2 separate regions of the Mus musculus genome follow, and region 2 is linked to region 1. Evidence: chromatin contacts called from ENCODE Hi-C or POLR2A ChIA-PET data. All regions are on one chromosome and are shown on one strand. The core of a region is the stretch at or near the end of the contact, and the rest is flanking DNA. Distances in the headings are between cores, read along the strand shown. Region 1 has its middle 4.8 kb from the start of Gm31603. Region 2 holds the start of A630001O12Rik (RIKEN cDNA A630001O12 gene).

Region 1 (4,103 bases), core at 343-2,842:
CGACTTAGCAAACCTCTCCTGAGCAAGCAGGCCCAGCAGCCAGGATCCACAGCCAGCAGGGTGGCTCCAGGCTCCCACTGCAGGGAGGGGCCTCCTAAAATGAGGTGGAGGCTTCTGCCCAGGGAGCTGAAGGAGGAAGAGGAGGGGAGAGAGGAGGGGTGTTTCCATAAGGGTCTCTCCTGGCACGGGGCTGCAACAGTTGAGCCCAGGTTGTGCCCAGGTTGCAGATGGAGTGTGGCCAGCGCAGTCAAGTGTCCAGAGGAGCATTGTGGGAAAAGGCCTTCATCCACTCTGCACTGGAGTAGCTGCAGAGCCCCGTGAGGGGAAAGCCAGGCCTGGGTCCAAATTCCTGCTCTGTTTGGCTCGCTCTCCTTCCTCCTTGGAGAAGACCGGAGTGGAAGGGAGAGGTCGTTCAGAGGGGGACCAAGGCCTGGAGCCTGCCAGACTTATTAGGAAAGATGTTGTCGGGGTCTTGGCAAGCTTTCTCCATCGTCCCGCCCCAGCATGACTGGTTCCTGTCACCCTGGCTGACTCCAGCCAGCCCAAGTGCCTCGCTGCCCCACATTCAAACATTTCCACATTAGGCCACCACCGGCACGCCTCCCTGGCAGTGTGGGAGGCGCCTGCTGACCCGGGGTGGCCTCGCCTGCCCTGCCTCCCCTGCAGGTACAATTGCTCTTTTCTGGGTCAGCCTTGTGATCTGGTGTCCAGGCACTTGGCAGAATTTAGCAAATGTTCCTCAGGGCTCTGTTTCTTGGTTACACTATTCACACTGACACCCTTGGGACTGTGGGGGAAGGGGACCGCTGTCTCCATCTCCTGTCCTGCCCTGGTTAGAGAGCCGGGTTGCCCAATCTGCTCTCTCTTGGAGGAGGTGGGAGGCTTTACCTCCTTTGTGGATCTTTAGCCCCTTCCCTTCCCGTTGGCCTGACCTCTCTTTTGGACCCTGAGCTGGAGGAGAGGTTACTATTCATGACGTACAACCACATATGGGCTTGTGCAGCCAGACGTGGCAGCCTCGAGCCCACGTGACTCAGAGCAGTTGAATCACAGCCGCACCAAATGGAGCTGGACAACTGTGCCAGCCGCAGGGTGGATTTCGAAGAGTTCCTTTAGAAAAAAAAAAAAGTGAGCGGTCTCACCTGTTCAAGCAATAATATTCCAGAGGAAGTGTGTTCCAGTAAAATATGATCTAAAAATAAATTGCACCTGTGCGTTTTGACCTTTATAAACATGGCTACTAGAAAATGCCATCTATGTGATGGGTGTCATATTTCAGTCGGACAGCACTGCCTGACAACTGTCTCCACAGTAGTGTGGTTTCTTCCAGGCATGTGGCCTGCTGAGGGCTGGTTCTAACCCCACCCCACCCCATCCCCCAGGTCTCCCTGCTTGCTGGCAGCTATAGGCTTCTCTTCCCACTGGGCATGCTCCCTCCCTGCTTTCTCCGTGGCTTCTGGCTGCTCTTCAGAGCCCAGGGTTAGTGCCCCCATATAGGAAGCATCCTCATCCACACAACCACAAAAGGTTTTGTCCACTTGGCTGTCACCAGGATAGTCTGTTGTCGAGGGCAGTATCCAGAGTGGAGCATACAGGACTACATGTACGCTCACCACACATGGGTGAATGACCCACAGGCCAGAGCAAACCCAAATAGGACTAGAAGCTGGTCTTATTTATGTTTCCACTGTGGGAGGCAATAAATTATTAACCTGAGTCAGGATATTTTGGTTGCTGTAGGGAGCGCCTGCTTGGTACTACTTAAAAACAATCAGGGGTGGGATGGGGTGAGGTGGGGTGTTGAGATGGCTAGGGAGTAAAGCCATTTGCTGTCAAGGCCAATGAGCTGACTTTGGTCCCCAGAACTCCAAGGTCAAAGGATAGACTCACCTCCTACAAGCTGTTTTCTGACCTCCACACACATGGAGTGACAAGCATGCCCTGTATATAAATATGTGTAAGGCAAGAATTGGAAATATTTTTTTGGAAAAATTTCCTTTATAATAAGCAAATATTTTGGGGGGCTGGGGGCTGGGCAACAGCTCTCCATATAGTCCTTCTTCACATCGAACTTGCTCATTTTCCCGTCTCTGGCTCTTGAGCTAGTATTATAGGTGCACACCAGGAACTTTAGCATCCAGCCAGGAACGTTAAATCAAAACAAATTCCCCATAGCACAGATTCACTCTCTGGGACACTCTTCAACCCGTATGAAGGGAACGACACCGTGTCTCACACACTTGGCCTGTGGAACTCATCATCAGAATCCCAATCAGTCTGTGTGGGATACCCACACAGACCTTGAAGACTTGAAAGTACACACACACACACACACACACACACACACACAATAAGTGTGGAAAATATCTCAAATACAAATAAAATAACTGCTTGAATGATGAAATCCTATATTTGAGGTCTGTTGGGCTGTGCATATCATTAAACCTAACCTCGCATGTTTCTTTTTCTAGTACAGCTTCTAGAAAAATCTTACTGAACACACATGGCTCATGTTATATTTCTGTGGGAAAGGACTGAGAGCCAAGGAGACGGCTCAGTCATAAGACGTTTGCCATGTGAGCATGAAGACCTGAATTCAACCCCAGAACCTGGCAGAGTGTGGGCTTCGGTAACTCCAGAGCAGGAAGAGTGGGGAAGGGAGGGTTCCCTAGGGCGTGCTGGTCAAGCACCCAGGCTGGTCACAGGTGGTACCTGCAGATGACCTGTGGCTCCACACCTGTGCACATCCACTCTGTGTGAATGGAAGCACACGCACATGATTGCTCTGGAGGGACAGAGCTTTGTTTACTTTGAGACATTTACAGATGCATCTGAACATTCCAACTGGGTTTTTAATGGTTTAGAAACCCCAGAGCTTTAACTCGAGTCTTCCTGCCAGAATGCCCATACAGTCAGTTGCATTGGGTTCTGATTCGGGTTCTGACATTATCCAGGAGACCCACCTTGACCTACCCTCTCCAGAAATGGCCCAAACAGGCCTCTGGGGGAACTCCCAGGCTCTGCAGGGACTTGTTGGGGAGTAATTACAGTGGGCAGACCCTTCTGCTTACACGCTTAGTCATAATTACTTACCCAAGCGGCACCAACAGTGTGATGGGAGCTTAGCTGAACAGAGAGAAGGCTCAGCAGGCACATCACCTTGAGCTTGACCCGTCAGCCAGATTTCACGGCACCTGCTGGTTTAGCCTGAGGGCTGTGATTCATTCTCGGGAAAGGAGCTGCAGACATGCTCTCCTCCAGAACCCTGTTCTCTCTGCTCGCTCCCCTCTTTTGAAGGAAGAAATAGAGGCGTCTGTGTGCTCCGGCTGCCTCTGAGGGGCTGATCCTTTGATGTGCACACATATGCAAAAATATTAAAATATGTGTTGTAATGCACTGGGGTGTTTTGTTTTTGTTTTGTTTTGTTTGTTTGTTTGTTTGTGCCTTGGACACAGGGTCATAAATTAATGTCTTCCCTTAGCAGAGGTCCTTTCCCAGAGAAGGGACCCCTTTCTGGAGGATGATTGCAAAACAGTGAGTGACCAGACATCCCTAACTTTGCTTACAGCCTCTATACACACACACACACACACACACACACACACACACACACACACACACACACACATATGTACACAAACATGCACACAAACTCAAGCACACAATATACATACAAACACACACACACAAATACACAGACACACACACATGCACACACACATATGTACACAAACATGCACACAAACTCAAGCACACAACACACACAAATACACACACACACACACACACACACACACACACAAATGCAGCCAGGAAGAAGAGACAGAATGTGTGCTAACGGAGAGAAAAACTAGGGCCTTTTCATGAGGTCAAGTGACTTCTGAGGCTGCATCAGCTGGCCAGGTGCACAACCAATTTACTTGTTTCCTTGGCAGCAGCTAAAAGTATCTGACAAATAATGGAGCCCCAAGTCCTATAAGTAAAATCCCATTTATCTTGGGAATTAAAAAAAAATACAGCAACCGTGATGGAAAATTCCCAGTGGGGTCCATTTGTTCCTTCCTGTGGGTCTTGGCTCCATTTCTCTGGGAAGACACACTTGT
Region 2 (4,276 bases), core at 1,086-3,585, 110 kb before region 1:
GGGGTTGTAGATGCTTGTGAGCCTCTCTGTAGGTCTTGAGAACCAGATTTGGGTCTTCTATGAGCAGCCAGTACTCTTAGCCACTGAACTCTTTCTCCAGCTCTAGAAACAGGTTGTTTTGTTTTGTTTTCAGGCGATACTTCTATTATCTCCAAGGGTCTAAAATGTGTTTCCGGATGTGAAGGGCTAGAACATTGTGATTTATATATTTTTAAGACACTTGGATCTGTTTGGCTATCCAGAACCATGGTCTGCAGCGGCTAATTTAGTTAATTCCATAATGTCTGCGATCTGGGATTTGATTACTATATTGGATATTTGGTATTTGAGGAGGAAGGTCTGCCATGCCTGTCTCTACCCTTGACCCTGGTCATCTGTCCTGATCCATCCAGCTGTCACCGAATGGAGGCTCCTTAAGAGAATGTAGCCATGTGTGATTCCTCCATGGAACTCAGAAAAATAATCAAAGTCTAGACCATGGGACAGAGAGCACAAGAGGTCATCTTGGATAGACATGACCTGTCAGAGAAACTTCATGTTCATGCTGTCTTCATTTTTTAACATGATTATGTGTGCATACATACAGGGAAGACATGGCTCCACATGGGTGGTGTCTTCAGTCACCTCTCCACCTTACCTTTTGAGACAGGGTCTCTCACTGCACTTGAGCTCACAGATTGGAGAGAGCAGATGTCAGCAAGCACAGACTCTCCCAGTGTGTCTCCCCAGAACCGGGAGCTGTGCTTCACTTACTTCTTATGTGGGCTCTGGGGATTAGAACTTGGATCCCCAAGTTTGTTAACACTAAGCCATTTCATCAGTCCCTGTTGTTGATTGATGTATGGGCTTCATTGGTGTCCATTCTTTGGGAACTTGCTGCATGTTATTCAGAGGGGGTCTAGTCTGCAGGGGCTTTGATGACAGAGGCAACCTTTGTTCATAACTGCAAGGCTGCAAGAGGAAGCCCCATGTCTGTTTGATGGCTCTGCTGTCTACCGGATACAGTCTTTCTAACAGCCAGGGTTTTGAATGACCTGACCTCTTTCCCTCCCTCTGAGACTGGAAGATACCAGCTTCACTTTAGCCAGCTCAGGCAGGGAAGGCTCAGCTAGGAAGATCCTGCCCAGTATAAGGGCTGATGGTGTAGGGGTTGAATACCCAGTGGTGCAATAGTCCCTGGGACCTCCACTGTGGCTTTGTGTCACAGTGATCAGGGGACAGGAGAGGCCAGAGCAGGGAACTGCTCTGTCCAGGCCTGGCGTGCAGTGGTTTCCTGCTTTACTAAGTGGCCGTTGCTCTGTACTGATGATTCATGATGTTTGGAAAGTGTGGCTGTGCGCTGAACAGGGAAGTGAAGAATAACACAGCCAAGGTCAAGGCAGGACAAGACAGGACAGCGCCATTACCAGCCATGCACTGTGTGGAAGATACAGAGGGTGAGGGCAGTAGTAAATCGAGGTCTGGTGGTCCTTGGCAGAGTGAGCCTGTGCTCCCCCTTGCAGGTTTGCAAGTAGTGGTCACCTGTCTGTCGCTGGAAGCCAGTGCTGGTCTTGGCTGAGCTGGGCAAAAGGAGGAAGTGGAGGGTGAGTGAGTCAGCCTTTGTTTCCTCTCTGAGTCAGGGTCGGCTCCATTTCTGAGGTTGGAGCCAGGGGGCACTGTGTGGCTTTCTGTGGATTCTTTGAACTTGTAGTCAACACTGATGATCTGCCCCTTAAGGCCGCTGCCCCTTCAGTGACCTTTTAGATGAGTAAGGGGATTAAGCTGGATCCTGCAGCCCTACCACTAGCCAGACTCCCCTTTGACTCAACTGGAGCTCTTCCTGTGGTCAACGGACAGAGTCCAGGGATAGGTTTCTGGGGCTGTGCCCAGATCAGGGCATCCTTATGCCAGGAGTCAGCTCTGAAGGGGCAGCTGGGTTTGAGAGTCTCTTCTGGTGATGGGTAGTGAGGTCATCTCCCTGGGCTTCAGTCAATCCTTAGGTTGGTGATGCAGTACTAGGAAGACGAACACATGGTTAGGATGGTCATACCAGGAATTTCCACGGACAGTGCAGAGCTGACTGTGGCGGGTCAGGTACAACCTGTTCTAAGAGCATTCCTTGTGCTCAGAGATGAGATTACTCACCCAATGGAGACTTGGGACTCCTTTACAGAACACTTCTATGTCCCTGGGCCTTGGCGCCTACCCATCATCGCCTTAGATGGTTAGCGCTCTGACCTTCCAGCACATTCTTCTTATTTTTTCTTGCACATTGCATGACCAGGCAGATGGTCGGTTGGTCCTGCTCAGCCTAGCAATGTTGGTGGGGCTATGTAGCTGCAAGTAAGAATGCTGTGAGTTGAGGCAGTTGGAGCTTCTGGTACAGCGATAGGCAGGCCAGGGGCTCCCCTTGCTCTCACGCCAGCTTCCTCTGAACTCTGATTCCAATCGCTTGTCTTTGAGAAACTTCCTCTACCTCGGTAGACAACGTAAAAGATGGTGGCTTTCGATACTACGCACGGCCTCACTAGGGAGTGACTGAAAGTTCAAAGTCCCAGACATGGCCTTGGTGGCCTTTGCTAGGGCCAGGTAAATGTCAGTGGTTCCTCCATGGTGGTGGTATGGGGAGTGTTGATCTAATAACTGCTCACATCTGGGCTGTGTGATGAGCAGGTCCTTGCCTAAGACAGACAATGAGGCTCTTCCTGAGTCCCAGCATGAAGATGCAGCCTTTCTGCCCCTGCTCACCTTACCCAGAGCCTAGCAGCGAGGAGTAGGGCCCCATGGCGGGTTCATCTGTCCTTTAAGCTGTTATTTCCTGGGAGGATGTGGTGGTGGGTGAAGGTCTCCTTCTGGAGATACAAGCTTCAGGTAAAAAGCTGTGTGATTTTTTTTTTTTTTTTTTTTTTTTGAGCAGAATTCCTTGGAGAGTGCTCTTTGCAACCAAACGGAAGAACAAAAGGACAATTCTCAGAAGCACACCAAAAACGAAACCAAATAAAAACCCCATAAAAAATCCCTATGGGGTAAAGGAAATACCAGTCTGATGCCTTTTGTGTCTTGTGTTGGGTCATAAAGGGCAGGCTCTCTAAGAGGTGGTGTCAACAGTGGCAATGTGGCAATGTTTGGACTCCAGAGAGAATGCTCTGGAAAACAATAGAAGGTGACACCCACGTGTCTATGTGACTGGCAGCCATCAGGGACAGCCTCATGGCCAGGGCATGTATGGAGCCTGGGAGAGGCACTGGGCAGGAAGGAGCTCAAAGTTTGCACATGGTCACCGAGAGCTGGCAACTGGGCTTGTCCCTTCTGGGCATGACTGATGTCAGAGGATCTCTGACCTCCACTTAGTCACTAGATACCAGTCTGGAACTCTCTTTGAAGATGAAGTAAACACTCACAGTGCTGATAATAACAGCTGGGTGATGTCACACGGTTATCTGTAGCTTGAAGAGCTGCACCTGGGTGCTGGAGTGACTGACAGGCATCAGACTTTCTGTTCCCTCATGGGCCTTCTGCACGAGGGGCCACAGTTTGGGGGCGTGGTTCAGAGGCTGCTTCAAGGATGGAGCTGAGGATGCGGTGACTTTCACTCTTGTTTCAGGAGGTGACAACATGCCAGGGATGGAGCTGTGCTGTCAACCACAGCAGCTGCGTGTGGCCTGTGGCTGGCAGCTCGGCCTACATGGGTACCTGCCATGAGGCTTGTGGGAGATTTCGGTTCTGCTCTGTGGCTTTGAGCAGCAGGGAAGCCATGGTGTGTGTGTGTGTGTGTGTGTGTCTTTATTGGGGTATGTGAACAAGAGCTCACATAGCTCAGGCTGGCCTCAAACACACTAAGTAGCCAAGGCTGGCTGACCTTCAGCTCAGTGCTGAGATCACAAGTGTGCACTGCTATACCCAGCTTCTGTGTGCTGTTTGCTGAGCTCTCTGCCCTGGAGGCAGCTCTGAGCCTTTCAGGACTGACCCATCCAGCTTGTCATTGATTGACTCCTTCTCTAGCTGTCATTTCTCTCCTTGCTGCCGCTCCTTTTGTCTCGATTGCCCTTGACTGAGAATTTGTCTTCCTACTTTCCTTTTGTGAGGGTGAGAGCTCTGACCTCATGGTGTGGCCTCACTGGGTCTTAGAAGGAGATCGAGGTAAAAGCTTGTTGCAGGGAGACCTCACGAAATCCATCTGCTGCTTTGTGAGAAGAGGCTGAGCAGGTCGGGTTGCAAACATGGCTTGGCAGCTAAGGGCAATGAAGCCTCTTGCAGAGGATCCAAGTTCAGTTCTCAGCACCAATGACAGGTTGCT

The links. A loop is a pair of places that touch in the nucleus more often than their neighbours do. ChIA-PET counts read pairs that join two places held with the same protein, here RNA polymerase II (POLR2A).
Region 2: a loop to region 1 is called in a map of Patski, with 2.5 times the contacts of the local background. The contact joins the promoter of A630001O12Rik here to the enhancer-like site in region 1. A Hi-C loop is called at or near these places in 8 of 37 maps with a recorded cell type or tissue (Patski, gastrocnemius and heart). POLR2A ChIA-PET finds 5 or more read pairs at or near these places in 1 of 5 experiments (Patski).

Annotation. Positions count from the first base shown.
Region 1 is chr8:126,732,505-126,736,607 of GRCm38, reverse strand. No RefSeq gene overlaps it. Among named protein-coding and RNA genes, the nearest start is that of Gm31603, 4.8 kb to the right of the region's middle. Within about 2 kb of position 1,592, at least 1 of the 3 ENCODE cell types and tissues checked has a DNase peak (open chromatin) inside an H3K27ac peak, as active enhancers do; it is heart, where a contact is called at or near this core.
Region 2 is chr8:126,847,079-126,851,354 of GRCm38, reverse strand. A630001O12Rik (RIKEN cDNA A630001O12 gene) reads right to left here and starts at 2,335. Exons shown (of 2, transcript NR_151740.1): 1 at 2,125-2,335; 2 at 1-1,994. The region is part of intron 1 of Gm31718 (a long non-coding RNA gene); the gene reads left to right.